Regions from separate parts of the Homo sapiens genome. Here region 2 is linked to region 1. The links are chromatin loops, found by intact Hi-C in ENCODE. Cell type or tissue: gastrocnemius medialis. All regions are shown on one strand. Each heading gives the region's core, and the rest is flanking DNA. Links, peaks and the distances in the headings are about the cores only. Region 1 overlaps LOC105374593 (a long non-coding RNA gene). Region 2 overlaps STON1-GTF2A1L (STON1-GTF2A1L readthrough).

Region 1 (10,213 bases), core at 768-8,767:
TAAGGGATGAAGGCTTGCCAACACTGAAAGTAGTCAAAAGCAAATGCCACAGCTTTTGAAGAAACTTTCAGTGTAAGAGTTCCTAAAAATGTTGGACACAAGGGTAGAATCTTTGGAGTAAGTAGCAATTGCTTCCAAGAAGGTAAGGTTGACTGACCTCTTTAAAAAAGGAAAATGTTCACTTGGACATACAATATTCTGGTGTCTTCATGAAGGGAATGAACTGAATCTTATTACTTTTTAGCATTCCTTATATTTTTGTCATTTTTCTCCTCTGATTCTCAAGTTTACAGATCTTTTTTATTGTTGTTGTTATTGGTTATGTTTTAGCTCAGCTGAGTTTTATGACTCATTCATGAGTTGTTCAAAAATCATACAGAGGCCAGGCACGGTGGCTCACGCCTGTAATCCCAGCACTTTGGGAGGCCAAGGTGGGCGGATCATGAGGTCAGGAGATTAAGACCATCCTGGCCATGGTGAAACCCCGTCTCTACTAAAAATACAAAAAAATTAGCTGGGCATGGTAGTGCACGCCTGTAGTCCCAGCTACTTGGGAGGCTGAGGCAGGAGAATTGCTTGAACCCAGGAGGTGGAGGTTACAGTGAACTGAGATCGCACCACTGTACTCCAGCCTGGTGACAGAGCGAGACTCCGTCTCAAAAAAAAAAAAAAAAAAAAATCATACAGAGCAGGGGTCCCCAACCCCCAGGCAGTGGACCAATGCCATCAGGAACCAGGCTGCACAACAGGAAGTGAGTGGCCAATGAGCACTACTGTCTGAGCTCCACGTCCTGTTAGATCAGTGGCGCCATTAGATTTTCATGGGAGTGCAAACCCTAGTGTGAACTGTGTATGTGAGGGATTTAGGTTGTGCACTCCTTATGAGAATCTAATGCCTAATGATCTGAAATGGAACAGTTTCATCCTGAAACAATCCCACCCCTGCTGGTCCATGGAAAAACTGTCTTCCATGAAACCAGTCCCTGGTGCCAAAAAAGGTTGGGGACTGCTAATTCAGAGGAATAGGAAGTGTCCTAGAGCTAGGTAATTCACTTTCCCTTCCCAGGGTGGATATTCTTGACATTTTTTCTTATTATGGGATATAATTCTTAGCTATAGATTTTAGAGTCCATTTTTTCTCTGAGGTCATTGACCTTCTGGCCTTTCACCACAACTAAGCAGGTCTTTTCTTACCCTTTTTTTTTTTTTTTTTTTTTAAGACAAGGTCTCACTTTGTCGCCCAGGCTGGAGTGCAATGGCATGATCAGCACTCACTGCAACCTCTACCTTCCAGGCTCACGTGATCCTCCTACCTCAACCTCCCAAGTAGCTGGGACTACAGATGTGCACCACCACGCCCAGATGATTTTTTATTTTTAGTAGAAACAAGGTTTCCCCATGTTGGCCAGGCTGGTCTTAAATTCCTGACCTCAAGTGATCTGCCCACCTCAGTTTCCCAAAGTGCTGGGATTAGAGGTGTGAGCCACTGCACCCAGCCAGATCTTTTCCTATTATACAGCATGTCCTACTGCTTATTTTAGCTGTTTCTAAAGGCCTTCTCCGTTAATCTTGATGTCTTATAGCAGTCTGTCGAGGCTGCCATAACATAATAGTATGGCCTGGGTGGCTTATGAACAACACGAATTTATTTCTCTTCCTTCTAGAGGCTGGAAAGTCTGACATCAAGATGCCCAGCAGGTTCAGTGTCTAGTAAGGCCCACTTCCTAGTTCATAGACAGCATCTTCTCACTGTGTTCTCACTTGCTGGAAGGGGCAAGGGAGCTCTCTGGGGCCTCTTTTATAAAGCCATTAATCCCATTCATAAGGGTTACACTCTCATGATCTAATCACCTCTCAGAGGCTCCACCTCCAAATACCATCACATTGAGGATTAGGATTTCAACACGTAAACTTGGGGGGGACATAAACATTCAGTATATAGCACTTGACAATTTAATGTGAATGATTCTATTCTTGTCATTCTAGGCAAATCTAGAGGCTGGCAAAAATGTTCTATGGATGTAAAATACCTAAATTACAAATGGTATGGTTAATGAATTACATTTCAGTCAGTTTGCTCTTGATTTCTTTTTTTCATTTTTTGAACAAAGCCCAAAGGCCTTCGGTCCCTAATATGATTCTTAATATATCTGCCACCTTGACCATTGTTGCCTAATTTATGTATTTGTGTTAAAATACATATAGCATAAAATTTACTATCCTAATTATTTTTAAGTGTATGGTTCAGTAGTGTTAAGTGCATTCACTTTGGTGTACAACCAATCTCCAGAACTCTTTTCATCTTGCAAAACCGAAACTCTGTGCTGAAAAACAATCCCCCATTTCTCCCTCCCCCTAGTCCCAGGTAACCACTATTCTACTTTCTGTCTATGAATATGACTACCGTAGTTACCTCATATAAGTGGAATACTACAGAATTTGTTACTTCATGTCTGGCTTATTTCACTTAGCATAACGTCCTCAAGGTTCATGCATGTTGCAGCATGCGTCAGAATTTTCTTCCTTTTTAAGACTAGATAATATTCCATTGTATGTATATATCACATTTTGTTTATCCATTCATCCATTGATGGACACTTGGTTTGCGTCCATCTTTTGGTTATTATGAGTAATGCTGCTATGGATGTAGGTATACAACTATCTCTTTGAGACCTTGCTTTTAATTGTAATTATTTTGGGTATATACCCAGAGGTGCAATTACAAGGTCATATGGCAATTTATTTTTAATTTTTTGAGGATCCACATACTGTTTTTCACAACAGCTGTACCATTTTACATTCCCACCAACAATGCTGAGTCTTCTGACCTTACACCAGTATTGTCTCCATTGTGCCACCTGCAGTGAGCTTAACATTTGGATATAGGCTATTTTGGCCTATTCCCTGTTTCCTGTATGTTCACCTTATCTTCCCAGCTAGATATAACTCGTTGGGCATAAATTCTGTCTTCTCCTGCTCCTATTATACTTCCCAAGTATCTTAAAACATGCTGAACACAAGCACAAATTCAACGTATACTTGTAGGATGAATGATTGAATGAATGAATGAATGAGCACAATTATTTCTTCTTTCCTATCTCTCTCTCTCTTAATCCAATTGTTTCATCTCTTTCTTCCACCAGTTCCCATTGCTAGCCAACTCAAGTCATAGACTCTACTTTCTAGTTCAGAATCTTGGTCTTAGCAGGAAAATTAAGTGTTATTTAGTTCTTTATGGTACATGATGAAGGGAGAAACACTGGATTTGAATCTCAGCAAGTCACTGAACTGCCAAGGTACTACAAAATAATGTAAAACACATGCCCATTATTGAGAATCACATACCATGAAGCACTATGCATGCAGCTAATATAGTGTCTGATACTTCATACATATTCAATAAATGTTAACCTACTTCTTACACTTTTTATTCAGGTTTCGAATAGGCACACTAGAATGTAAACTCCTTTAAATGCTGGAACTATGCTTTACATATCTTTCTATCTTCTTTAATGCTTTTGCTTAGTACATGCCCAAAGACATTTATTATATAAACAAACAAATGAATCAAACATCCAATCTATACTGCAGTTCTACCAGAGTTGTTTTTCGGTGGTTCCTTCACAAATTTATCAGTTTGGATCAGCTAGATATGATGCAATGTCAAAAAGAGAACCACAATGGCTTGCAACAGGGTTTATTTCTTGTTCATGACACTTATCCATCATGAGTCAGCAAATGGTCTTCTAGTCACTCAGGGGCCAGGCTGATGGAGGTGCCATTTCTTCACATATCTCCACAATTGCAGAAACAGGGAAAAGAGAGTATGGCAACCACAGGCTGGCTCTCACAGTTTCTGTCTAGGAGTGGTACACATCAATTCCACTCACATTTTATGGGCCAAACAAGTGACATGGCCACATCTGAGTTCAACAGGGTAGGGATACACAGTGCTCCCACAGAGAGGGGCACTGAAAATTTGTGAAGGGCCGGATGTATGGCTCCTGCTTGTAATTCCAGCACTTTGGGAGGCCAAGGTGGATGGATCACCTGAGGTCAGGAGTTCGAGACCAGCCTGGCCAACATGGTGAAACCCTGTCTCCACTAAAAATACAAAAATTAGCCAGGCGTGGTGGTGCACACCTGTAATCCCAGCTACTTGGGAGGCTGAGGCAGAAGAATCGCTTGAAACCTGGAGGCGGAGGTTGCAGTGAGCCAAGATCACACCACTGCACTCCAGCCTGGGCAACAGAATGAGACTCTGTCTCAAAAAAAAAAAAAGAAAAAAGAAAAGAAAATTTACGAAGAATAACATAATCTACCATCACAGCTTAGAAGGCTCTTTATGATTTGATTCCTGCCTTATCTACATAACCTTGAACTCTGGCCATGGTGGACTGATTACAGCTGCTCAAACACAGCATGCCCTTTACACTTGGGTGCTTTAGATATACTGTTTCCTTTGTCTGGAGCATCCTGTCGTTCATCTATTCATCCATCCATTCATCCACTCATTCCTTCATCTTTTTATCCCTTCATTCAACAAATACGTGTTGAGTGCATTTTGTGTAATAGATCTGTCCCAGTAGAAACCTCCTTTTCATCTTCAGGCTAAGTGCTCACGTTAAAATTACTCTAAAACCTTCCATCTGGCTACCATAGTTCTAACATATGGTTAGATGCTCTCTCTTATGCTCATGGCACTTTCTACACACCCACATCATAGAATTTTACACCCTAGCATTGTGGTGGTGCCTTCAGAATTTCTCTATTGAAGGAGATTAGGAGTGACAATCTGGTTGGGGTTTGTAATGGAACTTCTTTTGAAGCTACAGTTGCCTATCTTTTTCACATAAGATTGAGAAGAGTAAGTTTTTTTTTCAAATAATGGAGGTAGAAGTAGATGAGATTATGCCCACTTCTTCCCCTAAGCTACCCTCTGGAGCTCCCACTGCGGTATTGAAATATGTGTGTCGACGTCTCTCTGGAAGACAATGACTGCTTCTTATTCATTGTTATATTGTAAGAAGTATAGAGAGTACAAGAGTATGTGCTCACTATTTGTGGAATAAATAAATAAGTAAAACAGCCACTGATACTGTTACAGGAAAGGGATCTTGATCCAGACCCCAACAGAGGGTCCTTGGATCTCCCACAAGAAAGAATTCAGGGCGAGTCCATAGACTAAAAGGAAAGCAAGTTTATTAGGAAAGTAAAGGAACAAAAGAATAGCTACTCAATAGAGCCCTGAGGGCTGCTGGTTGCCCATTTTTATGGTTATTTCTTGATTATATGCTAAATAAGGGGTGGATTATTCCTGCCTCCTCTTTTTAGACCACATAGGGTAACTCCCTGATGTTGGCAAATGCCATGGCACTGGTGGGAGTGTAGCAGTGAGGACAGCCAAAGGTCACTCTCATGGCCATTTTGGTTTTGGTGGGTTTTAGCCGGCTTCTTTGCTGCAACCTGTTTTATCAGCAAGGTCTTTATGACCTGTATCTTGTGCTGACCTCGTATCTCATTCTGTGACTTAGAATGCCTTAACCCTCTGGGAATGCAGCCCAGTAGGTTTCAGCCTTATTTTACCCGCCTCCTATTCAAGATGGAGTTGCTCTGGTTCAAACGCCTCTCACAATACTACCACTTTTTGGAGCCATCCCCCATAGTCATCAGCAATCTCTGTGGCAGTGGTTCTTGTCCTTGGCTGCACATTGGAACCACCTGGGAACTGTAAAAATGGAGACACCTTGGCCTCAGGCTTAGAAGTTCTGATGTAGACGATCTAGGATAGGGTCTAGACATGAGCAATTTTAAAACATAACCAAGTGATGATAACGTGCAGCCCAGACTAAACCATATGAGGGAGCAACAGAATGACCTGGTGGGCTCGTTAAAACAGAATTATGTGTCCAGGCACAGTGGCTCACACCTGTAATCCCAGCACTTTTGGAGGCTGACGTGGGTGGATCGCTTGAGCCCAGGAGTTTGAGACCAGCCTGGCAACTTGGCAAGAACCTGTCTCTACAAAAAATACAAAAATTAGCTGGGTGTGGTGGTGCACTCATGTAGTTCCAGCTCCCCGGGTTGGTCAGGGAAGCCGGAGGCAGGGGGCTAGTGAGGTGAGAGGATGTCTTGAGCCAGGGAAGTAGAAGTTGCGTGAGCCCAGACTGCGCCACTGCACTCCAGCCTGGGTGACAGAGCAAGAGTCTGTCTCAAAAACAAACAAACAAAAACAGAATGATGAGCTCCATCTCCAGAGTTTCTTATTTACTAGGGTTAGGGGTGGGGCTTGATAATTTGCATTTCTAGCAAGCCCCCAGGTGATTCTGATAGTTGATGTTGCTAGCCCAGAACTACAGCTCTATGGAAACAGAAATCTCAGTCCGCTGAACTATGAACTCCACCCCACCCCAGTCCACCCCTACTCCCGTATTAACTTCATAATTAGCTCCAGGAATGAACTTATAAGTAAGTGTACTACTAGATTTTTTTTTTTTTTTTGAGACAGGGTCTTGCTCTGTCACCTACGCTGGAGTGCAGTGGCACAATCATAGCTCACTGCAGCCTCAAACTCCCAGGCTCAAGCAATCCTCCCACCTCAGCCTCCTGATTAGAGGGAACTACAGGCATGTGCTGCCATGCCCGGCTAATTTTTAAATTTTTTTGTAGAGACAGGATCTCACTAATGTTGCCCAGGCTGCTCTTGAGCTCCTGGGCTCAAGCAATCCTCCTGCCTTGGCCTCCCAAAGTGCTGGGACTACAGGTGTGAGCCACCATGCCTGGCCTACTACTAGATTTTTAAAAAAATATTTTAATATATACCTTCCTACTTTCCCAATAAGAAGTTGAGGTAGAAGTGATTTGAGAGGAAATTGAAATCGTTTTCTGGTAATTACTGATTCACACCTTTGGCTACTAAAAAAGTTTATCAAGACTTTTAATTACAAATAATACATATAATATAAAAAGCGCAAATTTCCTCCTTGGAGGAAATAGACTGTGAGTTCAGTGCGAGGTAGAAGGTAGTGAAGGTGTTTAGGATAAGCCACTGTGGCATAAAAATATTTTGAGCTGAAAGCATTTGAGTTCCTGAGATCCCTTAACTGCCTAAAAGCAGGACTTTTGAATAGACCTCAATTGTCATAAATCAACCAGGGAAGAATGACTTTTATCATCAGAGACAATGAGAAATCAGACAATGAGAAGTAGGCACCACACCAACAGTCATTGTCACAAACGTATTATAGCTCCCATTTATTCTGCTAAGCATCCATTTAGCTTTCCTAAAAGTCATTTGCTTTCCCATAAGCACTCTTTTACTCACTCTCCTTTACCTATTAAGATATATTTAAACCTCGAATTCTAACTGCCTTTTTGAGTCACATTTCTTTGTGAACTCCCTTTCATATATACATAATTAAAATCTGTCTTTTCTTGCTAATCTATCATCTGTCTAATTTGCAGGCCCCCCAAAACTGGACATAAGAGGGTAGAGGAACAGTTTTTCCTCTCTGAGTTGGGAATGCAGACGGGGGTACTGCAAAGTCACCTACTTATTCACTTACAGCTGCCTGGGTTTGACCTTCAAGTTGTCCATTGAACACCGATATCCCAGGAATCCTGTCTTCAGTCATTGGCTGTTCTGTTCTTTATCTTCTCTTTTCCCTAACTCTTGCACTCACAATCTGCTAACCCACCAAATGGAGCATGTACTCTCTTGTTCTCCTGTTCAGGTTCCTCTGTGATCAATACTTTGCCTTTCTGGATGGGGAACAACTCAAAAAGGCCAACTTGGATATTTGCACACTGTGATTTCTATGCTATTTCCATCACTTTTGAGCAGAGCAAAACAGGTTGGCAAACCTCAGCTCTCATATGGAACTCAGCCTTGGGAAGAGATTGAAGGAAAAGTCAGTTGGCTCTTCTGCACTGGCATTGTAGGGCAACTTGGCATAGAGAAAAGAGCCCTGGGTTGAGGATTAGGAGACCTGAGTGTGGTCCCAGTTCTACTTTGTGTCATTTTAACTGCCATGGGCTTTCATTTCCTCATTTATTAAATGGGGTTTCCCACCACATGGGACTGTTTGGAAGATCATATAGGAAAATGGAAGAGAAAGCATATGGCACTCAGGAAAATACTTGTATTCTATTGGGGCTCAGCAGAGCATCCTACTTCCAGCACTTTGTAACTGAGAAGGGACACCACCATGCTTGTATCCCCATCTCATTCTATAAACATCATCAAATGCTGTAGAACATATCCAAACAAACCAGAGTGCATGTGTACTCATAAAGGAAGGTATGGCAGAAGCCCAGTTGGAAATTCAATCTAGATTGGCCCCAGAAACAATTTTCTATTGCACTTTGCATCCATGACTTCTCCTACTCCTCATATCCATTCCACCTTCCAACCTGGTCCCCGGGCCTCATTCTTCTTTTCTAGCTTATAGTCTCCAAACTCAAGAGAAAATATTCTTTCTGACTCTCGAAAGGAAGAGATTCCCAGTGGCTTAGAAAGGACAATGCCTAGCTAGCCCCTGAACAGACGCTGGCACCTTATAAAGGAAGTTTTTTTAAACAAGCTTTTTGTGAACTAGGATGTTTTATGAGCAGTAGCCCTTGGCCAAACCAGGAGAACAGAGGTGCTCTCTTCCCTTTGTTGGACATTTAGAAACATATTGTAGATTGTTTGTTCACTTGTTTTACCAGAAGTATGCATAACTTCAGTAAGCAGGGGAACCAAGGATCTTTTTTTAACTATAAAAATAAATTTTCTTGGCCAGAACTATTACTATATTTTGTCTTTGTTGATTGTTATATTCAACTATATATATATATATAGTTGAAGGCAACCATATAGTTGATATATATAATTGAATATAACAAATATATATAGTTGAAGGCAACTATATATATAGTTGAATATAACAATCAACTTATATTATTGAATATAATATTCAATATATATTGAATATAAAATATATTGAATATATGTGTATGTATGTGTGTATATATATGTGTGTGTATATAGATATATATATAAAGGGGGCAATAGTTTGAGAGTACTAACCCAATGTATTTTTATCCTCAGTAACTCATAATGCCCAGTTTTACTGAGGCTCCCATATCAACTCAGACCAAAGCTTCTTCCACAGCATAAAGAGGATTCTTCTTAGCCATTTAGCCAGGAAGCCTGGTGCCCCCAGGAGGAAGGAGGCTATGGTGAGGGTTGTTCATTCTGAAGAGGTAAAAGCATGAGAAAGGAAAACATAGGCAGATCCAGAAGAAGACAGAGTTGGTTAGATGCCACTGCCAGGGTTCTAGCCAGCCTTCCCTTGCTGAACCTCAAGGAGACGAAGGTGTAGAGATACCCAGCTGGGCATCAGGGAGCCCAGGTTAACTGGATGTGGTGGCTCCATTCCCAGGCATGGTCTGGGGAGTCCACAGGCTTCTAGGAGGAGCCTAGCTTTTAGCTTCACTACACCCAACAGTGAGGGGCAGTGACGGGTAGTCTCAAAGAAGGCAGAAGCAGCAGAGGCAGCATCCCTGGGTCCCTATAGCCTACGTGTAGTGTACAGAGTACCTGAAAGTTCCCAAGTGTCCTATTTGGATGACATGAAGGGGTTGAGGCCTGACCAGATAGCCAAAATCTGGGGTCAGGATTAAGAAGCCTCAGCATGTAGTGTTGTTTTGTTTTGTTTTGCTTTTACATCAGAAAGACATGTCTGAGAATCCGGTATTTGTGTCAGGAAGAGACAAAAAACTAGATGATCAGGCAAGAGAAGAGGGAGAAGGCAGAGGACATGTGAATCTGAGGCCTCCTCCCTGTGCCATAAGATCATATACACTCCCACATACCCTAGAATGTGACCCTGGAAAGGAGCAGGGAGAGGAGATTGGGAAGACTGAGCATTGGCGCACACTCTAAGTCATTCCAAAGAGGTTACTTAAATGGCAGAAATGGAGATCCTAGTGATTTTGCAAGTTTAAAGACTGTTTCCTTCTCAAGGTGCTCAGTGGGTTGACATCTTGAGGGAAAAGTTTAGCCAGTTATGGAAAACTACAGTTTTATTTCCTTTGTACAACTGAGTAGATTTTCATGTAAAAGTTCAACCCTGCCCCACATCTGTGGTATTAGTTGAATTACATAAATTGTTTGCCCTTTGGGTTTATGTGCTTTCTTGGTTTGCACAATATTCAGTCTCAGAATCCT
Region 2 (10,213 bases), core at 719-8,718, 420 kb before region 1:
TGCACCCGGCCGACTTCGCTGTATTCTATTTTACATATAAGAAAATAATTTTTTTTTTTTGAGATGGAGTCTCACACTGTCTCCCAGGCTGGGATGCAGTAGCAGGATCTCAGCTCACTTCAACCTCCGCCCCAGCTTAGGTTCAAGTGACTGTCCTGCCTCAGCCTCCTGAGTGCTGGGATTATAGTCATACAACACCATGCCCAGCTAATTTTTGTATTTTTAGTAGAGACAGGGTTTCACCATGTTGGCCAGGCTGGTCTTGAACTCCCCAACCTCAAGCTATCTGCCCGCCTCAGCCTCCCAAAGTTCTGGGATTACAGGCGTGAGCCACTGTGCCCGGCCCAAAATAAACTTTTAAATTAGGAGTTAATTTAATTAAGTTAATTAGGAGTTAAGAACCTCAGTCAGTATGACGGATTGGGTAGAAATATCCCTCTGTATAGGAAAAACTCTCTAACCATGTTTTTCCTCCACTCTCACACCATAATAATCACCAACACAGAAGACTTCTTGTGACCAAATGTGTGGGGGCTTTTTCCAAATACACCAAGCAACAGACACCAGCTGGGTGTCCTCTAATGAACTATCTACTCTGAGATAGTGTCAGATCCCATAGGCTGAGGGCTAGTTCCCAAGACTGCCCCTCCCCACATGCCAGTCACAAGTCTGAGCCTCAGGAACTTCTGACTGACCCACTTCAAGTTGAGGCTCAAGAGCGCCGTCTTTGGGTTCAGCGAATTTGCTGGAGCAGCTCACAGAACTCAGGGAAAGTTACTTAGGTTTACTGGTTTACTATAAAGAATACTGCGAAAGATACAGATAAGCGGATGTGTAGGGCAGTATGAGGAAAGGGGCACAGCCCTTCCATGCTCTGCCTGGGTGCACCATCCTCCAGGAACCTCCCTGTGTTCAGCTATTCAGAAGCTCCATCAACCCGGTCCTCCTGGGTTTTTATGGAAGCTTCACAATGTCAGCATTCCTTCCTCCAGGGCATTGGGTGCATCAACACTCTCACAGGCGGAACATTAGAGTCCTGCCTTGGGGTAAGTGAAAGGAGGGCAGAAGGTCAGAGGGCTGCCTCTGAGGCCTAACACACCCAGTATTATAACAACAAAAACTGTAACAAGGGCTGTGGGGTGTTATGAGCCAGGAACCATGGATAAAAACTAGTATATATCATAACACCACATCCTCCCATCCAAACACTTCAAAACACTGAACAAAAATATGATAACAAAAATATCATCTAAAACCTAGATAAAGTAGAAATCTCCAGGTACCAGAAACAGAGGGAAGTGGAAGTTAGGTCAATGTATGGAAGCTGAGGCCAAGGGGCTCATAGAGAAATCCACCGCAGCAAGAGGCCTAAATACCTGCGAGCTGGGGCTTTAATGACCATACATGCAGTGAGGGGGTCCAGGAGATGGTCACCTTACACCATGAGCTGTTAGTGAGGCACTTACAAAAAGCTGGAGGTCATAAAAAGCTGCTCCATATGTGAAATAGGTCTAGAGGAACATCATTTACTAACCTGAGAAAACAGCCAGAAACCTTGTCATCTGCTTGGGCAAAGAGTAGAAAATGAGTGGCCTATAAAATTTGAAATCAGGCGTGTAGTACATGCAAGAAATAAGGTTAAATGTATACAGTGGCTCACGCCTGTAATCCCAGCACTTTAGAAAGCTGAGGCCCATTGATCGTTTGAGCCCAGGAACTTTAGTTTCTACTAAAAATACAAAAATTAGCCTGGTGTGCTGGCATGCCCCTGTAGTCCCAGCTACTGAGGAGGCTGAGGCAGGAAGATCGCTTGAACCCAGGAGGCAGAGGTTGCAGTGAGCCAAGATCACACCACTGCACTCCAGCCTGGGTGACAGAGCGAGACTCCATCCCATCTCAAAAAAGAAAACATATATCATAACACCACACATGGGTTAAAACTTGCATGATGTAGCTAAAGCAGTATTTAGAGGTAAATTTATAGATTTAAATAAATTTACTGAAAAACAAAAAGTAAGCTAGGCATGAATTCAAGTAGCTAGAAACAGAAGAAATGTAGATAAAGGTAAAAATAATGAAAAACAAAAATATAGATAAGAACAAGCTGTTTATTTGAAAAGATTAAGTAGTAGACATCTATATTAATAAAGAAAAAGAGAGTTGGCACAAATAAACAATATTAAGAATAAAAAAAGGGCAAGGAGTGGTGGCTCATGCCTGTAATCCCAACACTTTCAAAGACTGAGGCAAGAGGATCACCTGAGGACAGGAGTTTCAGACCAGTCTGGTCAACATAGCAAGACCCCATCTCTACAAAAAATACAAAACTTTGCTGGGCATAGTGGTGCGCACCTGTAGTCTCAGCTACTAGGGAGGCTGAGGCAAGAGGATAGCTTGAGCCCAGGAGTTTGAGGCTGCAGTGAGCTATGATGGTGCCGCTGCACTCCAGCAGTGGGTGACACAGCAAGATCCCATCTCTAAAAAATCAATAAATAGGCCGAGAGCAGTGGCTCATCCCTATAATCCAAGTATTTTGGGAGGCCGCGGCAGGCGGATCACTTGAGGCCAGAAGTTCGAGACCAGCCTGGCCAACATGGCAAAACTGCATCTCTACAGAAAATATAAAAAAAAAAAAAAAAAAAAAAAAAATAGCTGGGTGTGGTGGCGCACACCTGTAATCCCAGCAACTCGGGAGGCTGAGGCAACAGAATTGTTTGAACCCTGGAAGTAGAGGTTGCAGTGAGCCGAGATCGCATGACTCACTCCAGCCTGGGCAACAGAGTGAGACTCTGTCTTAAATAAATAAATAAGAAATATAAGCTAGATTCTCAGCACCATAGGAAAGGTAATAAAAAAATTAAAAAACAAAAAAGATAGAGGCAATATTTATAAAACCCTAAGAGAAAATTACGAATAACTATGCTAAGAAGCCCAAGAACACATGAATGGATCATCTAAACTAAATTATCAAAACTGAATCAAGAAGGAATAGAAAGCCTAAATTCATCACTAATCATTTATGAAACTGAATCACCAAAAACTTGACCCATATGCCCTTTATAAGTGGTTCAGATGATTTCGTAATGAGTTTTACCAAATTTTAAGAAACAGATAATCTTTATCTCTTACAAACTAGTTAAGAAAAACATATATGCCAGCCAGGCACGGTGGCTCATGCCTGTAATCCCAGCACTTTGGGAGGCCGAGGAGGGGATATCATGAGAGCAGGAGTTCAAGACCATCCTGGCTAACACGGTGAAATTCCATCTCTACTAAAAATACAAAAAATTAGCTGGGCCCACGTGGTGGCGCGTGCCTGTAATCCCAGCTACTAAGGAGGCTGAGGCAGGAGAATTGCTTGAACCCGGGAGTCGGAGGTTGCAGTGAGCCAAGATCATGCCACCGCACTCTAGCCTGGGAAACAGGAAGACTCTGTCTCGAAAAAAAAAAGATAAAGAAAGACATATACTTATGATTACTTTATAGGGCCAATACAAGCTTGATACCAAACAATATAAGAACAATTTCCTTTTTTTTTCCTTTTTTTTTCTTTTTTTTTTTTTGAGATGAAGTCTTGCTCTGTCGCCCAGTCTGGAGGGCAGTGGTGCAATCTCAGCACACTGCAATCTCCACCTCCCGGGTTCAAGTGATTTTCGTGCCTCAGCCTCCCGAGTAGCTGGGATTACAGGTGCATGTCACCACGCCCAGCTAATTTTTGGCATTTTTAGTAGAGATAGGGTTTCGCCATGTTGGCCAGGCTGGTCTTGAACTCCTGACCTCAGTTGATCAGCTCGCCTCGGCCTCCCAAAGGGCTGGAATTACAGGCATGAGCCACCACACCCAGCCAGACCAATATTTTAAAAAGAAAATTCTAGAACAACTTCACTTATGAACATTTGCAAAAATCCAAAGTAAAATACTAGCAACCGATACCCTACAGAATAATATACCTGTATATGTATATTTATGTACATGTTTCAACACAATTAATACGCTCATCTTATCACAATGTAATATCAAGAAAAAATGATCATCTCATATAGTTATGAAAAAGACATTAAAGCATTAAGTAAAATATATACTGTCATGATATAATTTTTACCTTGTTAAAAAATATTAAGAATAGAGCAAAGTTCTTAGTTTAATAAAGACTATCTACTGAAACCTTAAGCAAACTTCACGCTTAATGGAGAAACTTTAAGAGCAGTTAAAGTTAAAGACAGTAAGAAGACAAGGCAAGGGTGCCTGTCATCACAGTTCTATTGAACACTGTACTGGACCATCTACCCCAATGCAGTATGGTAAGAAAAAGATGTAGGAGTCACAGAAATGGAAAAGATAAATTATCGTTGTTTTATGATTGTCTATATAGAAAATTCAAGAATTATCTATATGCAGACTATTAGAACTAATAAGAGAATCAGCTGGGATGCTGGGTAAAAAAACAAAATTCAAAAATCAGCAATGTTTCTTTCTATGGGCCAGCAAGTAAACTAGAGAATATACTAGGACAAAAGATATTGTTTAAAATATCAACCAAATCTATAAGATATAAATACAGCAAAAGTTGTAGAAGACATTTATAGGGGAAATCACCAGTAATCATTCACCTGAATAAAAGGAGAAGATAGGAAAAGCCAGCACTGTAAAGATGTCAGTATTAATTGAATGCAATTTCAAAGAGAATCTCAACAGGATTTTCTGTGTGTGTGCAACTAGACAAACTAACGTTTATATAAATTGGTCAAATCCAAGATGGCCCAGAAATTCTGAAAAAATAAAAAAGTAATAATAGCTAACAATTTTTGCGTTCTTCCTTATATAGCAGGTACTATTCTAACTTTTTTTTTTTTTTTTTTTTTTTTAAGATGGCATCTCACTCTGTCACCCAGGCTGGAGTGCAATGGCACGATCTCAGCTCACTGCAACCTCCGCCTCCCAGGTTCAAGCTATTCTCCTGCATCAACCTCCCGAGTAGCTGGGATTATAGGCACCCACCACCACACTCGGCTAATTTTTGTATTTTTAGTAAAGATGGGGTTTTACCATGTTGGCCAGGCTGGTCTCGAACTTTTAACCTCAGGTGATCTGCCCACCTTGGCCTCCCAAAGTGCTGGGATTACAAGCGTGAGCCACCACACCTGGCGTATTCTGACATTTTCATGCACTATCTCTTCACAGTATCTTTGTAATAGATACTATCATTATTTATATTTCATAGATGAGGAGACTGAGAGAACTTGGCAACTTGCCCAAGGTCACACAGCTCACTGGGTAATCACAAATCCTCACAAATTTGGTTTTTAGGTTTTTTGATTTATTTTTTGAGACAGAGTGTCGCTCTGTCACCCAGGCTGGAGTGCAGTGGCCTGATCTCAGCTCATTGGAACCTCTGCCTCCCCAGCTCAAGTGATCCTCCCATCTCAGCCTCCCAAGTAGCTGGGACCACAGGGCACACCACCATGCCCAGCTAATTTTTATATTTTTTGTAGAGGCAGGGTCTCATCCTTGTTGCCCAGGCTGTTCTCAAACTCCTGAGCTCAAGCGATCAGCCCGCCTCAGCCTCCCAAAGTGCTGGGATTACAGGCATGAACCACCGTGCCCAGCTACACAAATTTGTGTAATCACAAATGCTCACTGACTGCTGGGTAGGATAAAATTTTCTAAATCCATACCTAGACATACCTGTGGAACATTTTAGAGAAAATTTTAAAAGCTACCAGGGAGAAGGCAGATTATAATAAAATGACAATCATTTGTGATCAGACTTCTTGTCCTGACCTCAGGTGATCCCCCCACGTCGGCCTCCCAAAGTGCTGAGATTACAGGCATGAGCCACTGCGCCCAGCTGAAAGCCTTCTTCTTAAGGCATGTTTGTTATGTGATGGGCCAGGGGCTCTAAGAATGCTGATCCTTCTGGGGATCTCAAGGTACCTTCCACAAAGAGAATGGATGAGTGATCCCAGGAGCTGCTTGCCTGTGAGGGGACATGGTAGTACAGGATGTGGGCATTTTTTCCCAGAGCTCTCCCCAGAATCACTCACACTAAATATTTCCACCTCACCCAATCAGTCAAACTCACCAATGCATGGGATCACCCACATAGGCAAGCTTTCGAAAGATAATTTATTGTTGTGTGTTCATAGTAATAAGCATCCAGCAATGAGGTTTTTTTTTTCTCTTTCTTATTCCATGGTAAACCCTTTATTTCCCCTGGCATTCCATGTAACACACAGGTACATTTGAGCCTCGGTGCTTTCCCTGGGTCTTTCTACCTATCACACTCTCCTGACGCTGCAAAGAATGATGACACCCTGTAATCTGCAGAGCTCTGAAGACATAATTTGCCTGATCTACTTTAAAAATCTTGCCCTGTACTGAGGACTGCTCCAGAATCCCATAAGGTACCTGGAATTCCAGGCTGGCCAGGAAGCCTCCATGGAATTCGGGATTCTTCTTGTGAGTGGAGCTGGTTTGCAAGGAAGGGGTGAGCTACCTCTAAATCTGGAGCAGTTACCAAAGACTTCTAAAGAGAAGTGACTGGCGGAGCTGGAAGAGATGGGAGGCATTTTCCATTTTACGTATCAGTGTGTTTTTGTTTTTGTTTTTCTCCCTCCTCACCCCCTCTTAGGAGACAGGGTCTCGCTCTGTTGCCGAGGCTGGAGTGCAGTAGCGTGACATAGCTCACTGAAGCCTCCATCTCCTAGGCTCAGGTGATCCTCCCAGCTCAGCCTCCTGAGTACTTGGGACTCAGGCATGTGCAACCATGCCTGACTAATTTGTGCCACTTAGTCTTCAACCCCTGGGCTCAAGTGATCCTTCCACCTCAGCCTCCCAAAGTGCTGAGATTATAGGCATGAGCCACTGTGCCCATCAGTTCTTACTAAAGCATGAAACATTTTCCCTTTCCTTTTCTACTTATTCCTTATAATTAAAATAATAATAATACATGTGCAGGGAGATGGTAGACAGTAGTGACAGAGATGCATAGACTTTAGCCACCGACCTGAATTCAACACTTGATTCCAGCACTTAGTGGCTGTGTGACCATGGATGAGTTACCCTTCTGGTTCTAGTTTCTGAAACTCCATAATGAAAATAATAGTAATATTTACCTCAAAGAGTTTTCGAATAAAATACCATATGTAAGTGCTTAGTTCTCAGTAAATGTTAGCTATTATTACTATAAAAGTTGAGAAATACAAGTACAAAGAAAATTTAAAAACAGCTATACTCTCACCATCCATTTTGATGCACATAATTCCAGTATTTTCTCGATGTATTTTCAAAGAGTAAAATTATAGTGCTTTCCATTTTATAACTTGCTTTCAAAAATTAACCCCAGGCCAGGCACAGTGGCTCACACCTATAATCCTGACACTTTGGGAGGCTGAGGCTGGCGGATCACCTGAGATCAGGAGTTCGAAACCAGCCTGACCAACATGGAGAAACCCCATCTCTACTAAAAATACAAAATTAGCCAGGCATGGTGGCACATGCCTGTAATCCCAGGTACTCGGGTGGCTGAGGCAGGAGAATCGCTTGAACCCAGGAGGTGGAGGTTGCGATAAGCTGAGATCACGCCATTGCACTCCAGCCTGGGCAACGAGAGCAAAACTTTGTCTCAAAAAAAAAAAAAAAAAAAGTCCTGTGTAATTCAACATTCTTATACAACATGATTTTAAAAGGTCACAGAGTATTCCTTTGGGTTATTTTACATCTTTTATCTCTTTTTTTTTTTTTTTTTTTTGAGACGGAGTTTTGCTCTTGTTGCCCAGGCTCCAGTGCAGTGGCACAATCTTGGCTCCCTGCAACCTGCTTCAGCCTCCCGAGTAGCTGACATTATAGGTGCCTGCCACCACACCCAGCTAATTTTCTATATTTTTAGTAGAGACAGGTTTTCATCATGTTGGCCAGGCTGGTATCGAACTTCTGACCTCAGGCGATCCACCTGCCGTGGCCTCCCAAAATGTTGGGATTACAGGTATGAGCCACTGAACCTGGCCTACATCTTTTTTTTTCTTTTCTTTTCTGAGACGGAGTCTCGCTCTGTCGCCCAGGCTGAAGTGCAGTGGTGCAGTCGGCTCACTGCAACCTCCGCCTCCCAGGTTCAAGTGATTCTCCTGCCTCAGCCTCCCGAGTAGGTGGGATTATAGGTGCCCGCCACCATGCCCACCTAATTTTTGTGTTTTTAGTAGAGACGGGGTTTCACTATGTTGGCCAGGCTGGTCTGGAACTCCTGACTTCATGATCTGCCTGCCTTGGCCTCCCCAAGTGCTGGGATTACAAGCGGAAGCCACCGCGCCCGGCCCATCTTTTTTTTTAAGAGATGGGGTCTCACTTTGTTGCCCAGTCTGGTCTTAACTCCTAGCCTCAAGTGATCCTCTGGCCTCCACTTCCCACAGTGCTAGGGTTACAGGCATGAATCACCACACCTAGCACTTCACAGGCATGAGCCACTGTGCCTGGCCTTTTCCTTTTTTATTTATTTGTATCATTTTGCTTCTTAACCACCTCTGCCTTCCTTGCTCTCCACTGGTCCCACACTTCATGTATTGATATTTCCAACTCATCTGACCTGTCCAGGTGATCAGTGGCTGCTTTCTGTGGCTGTCTGGGGATGTAGCCTTCATCTCACCATCCAGACCACCTGCTCCTTAGGTCCAGGCCCCCGTGGCCTTCATTACAACCCCAGCCTCTCCTCGGGCTGCTGGGCAGACTCTTGTACCCGTGGCAAACCATCCAGTCTAACAATATTTCATGAGATAGTGCAAAAGCTGGACAAGGCAGAAAGGCAACTTTTCTGTAAACAGTATAAGGTTGACTTACAGGATATTAAATGCACTATTAAAAATTCTCAGGAAGAGGAAGAGACTGAAGATTTTTATCTGAGCACAGTACATTGTTTTTCTAAGCAACAGGGCCAAACAAGCTCAGAATTTATGGACTTACTTTTGTTGTTTTTTTTTTTTTTTGGACTTACTTTTTGAATGGAAGTCACAGTCACAACACTTGCCTATCAATTATTTATTTATTTATTTATTTATTTATTTATTTATTTATTTAGACAGAGTCTTGCTGTGTCGCCCAGGATGGAGTGCAGTGGTGTAATCTCGGCTCACTGCAACCTCCGCCTCCCAGGTTCAAACGATTCTTCCGCCTCAACCTCCCAAGTAGCTGGGAATTACAGGTTCCCGCCACCTGGCCCAGCTAGCTTTTGTATTTTTAATAGAGACGGGGTTTCATCAGGTTGGCCAGGCTGGTCTCGAACTCCTGACCTCAAGTGATCTGCCCGCCCCGGCCTCCCAAAATGCTGGGATTATAGGCATGAACCCCGTGCCCTGCCTTAATGATGTTGTGCCCTGCCTTAATGATGTTTTGAGACCACAATAAAACCTAACTGATTCATACCAATGGGGAACTGTCAAACTGCATCAGTGGAGAGAAGTGAATTACATCCTTTTTAACATAAACTCTTTTATTTCCAGTAGAATTCAAATAAAATAAAATCTTTATTTCCAAATGGTTCAATACTTGGACCTGTTTTTTAAGGGGTTGTTCAGAATCTGATCTACTACATTTGTTACAACCACATTTATTGTTTGTATGGAAACAGGAATGGCTAAAGTTTTGAGAAGTGTGTTCTTCCTAAAAACGTAAAACATTCAACATCCCCCAGCAACCATGCTCACACAGTTCGCTCCTTGGTAGAGCTTTTTCTTCCCAGATCATGTGGAAGAAAACCCCAGCTCAGGCTGCTCCCGGCTGCTCTGGTTCTGAGTGAGTGTGCAGAGGTTTGCAATATCAGCCCAGGTCAAGCCCTGAAAAATCTCTCCAGACTCCAGACTTGATCTGTCCAGACCCATCCGAGAATTAACAGGCTCCCCATCGTGCCCACAGAAGCAAGACTGTCATGGAAACACTGATTCAACCATAATAACTACTGACAGAAAAACCACACAAATGAACTAAACAATTCTTCCACCCAATCAGAGTCCAGGGGAGTCCATAGCCTCAGGATTAAAATAAGTAGGGCTGTTTTTATTATGTGGTCCAGCTCGTTTGAGCCTCTCCCATTGCCTTGTTTTCACAGCTCCCTTTTATGAGAAAGAAAGTGGGGGTGGGGGAGTTGGGAGGGAGACTAGAGCTATGCAGACGGGAATGCCAGGCTGGGAATACCAACAAACAGTGTGCTGCATGTCAGGCAAATTAA

Evidence for each region. Peaks named below come from ENCODE experiments on the same cell type or tissue, not always from the same donor. Only the 100,000 strongest peaks of a DNase experiment are listed, where the experiment ranks them.
Region 2: it touches region 1 in a loop (8-fold over the local background); 2 of 110 quality-filtered maps call a loop at or near these places.

The regions. Positions count from the first base shown.
Region 1 is chr2:48,114,522-48,124,734 of GRCh38, reverse strand. The region is part of intron 2 of LOC105374593 (a long non-coding RNA gene); the gene reads left to right. Among named protein-coding and RNA genes, the nearest start is that of FOXN2, 200 kb to the left of the region's middle. RefSeq lists an enhancer at 3,571-3,865. In gastrocnemius medialis, for the core only: no CTCF peak of the experiment used is centred there; a DNase peak (open chromatin) is centred at 3,778.
Region 2 is chr2:48,531,200-48,541,412 of GRCh38, reverse strand. All of the region lies in intron 1 of STON1-GTF2A1L (STON1-GTF2A1L readthrough), which reads right to left. The region is part of intron 1 of STON1 (stonin 1); the gene reads right to left. Among named protein-coding and RNA genes, the nearest start is that of STON1, 6.2 kb to the right of the region's middle. In gastrocnemius medialis, for the core only: no CTCF peak of the experiment used is centred there; no DNase peak of the experiment used is centred there; H3K27ac peaks cover 359 bases.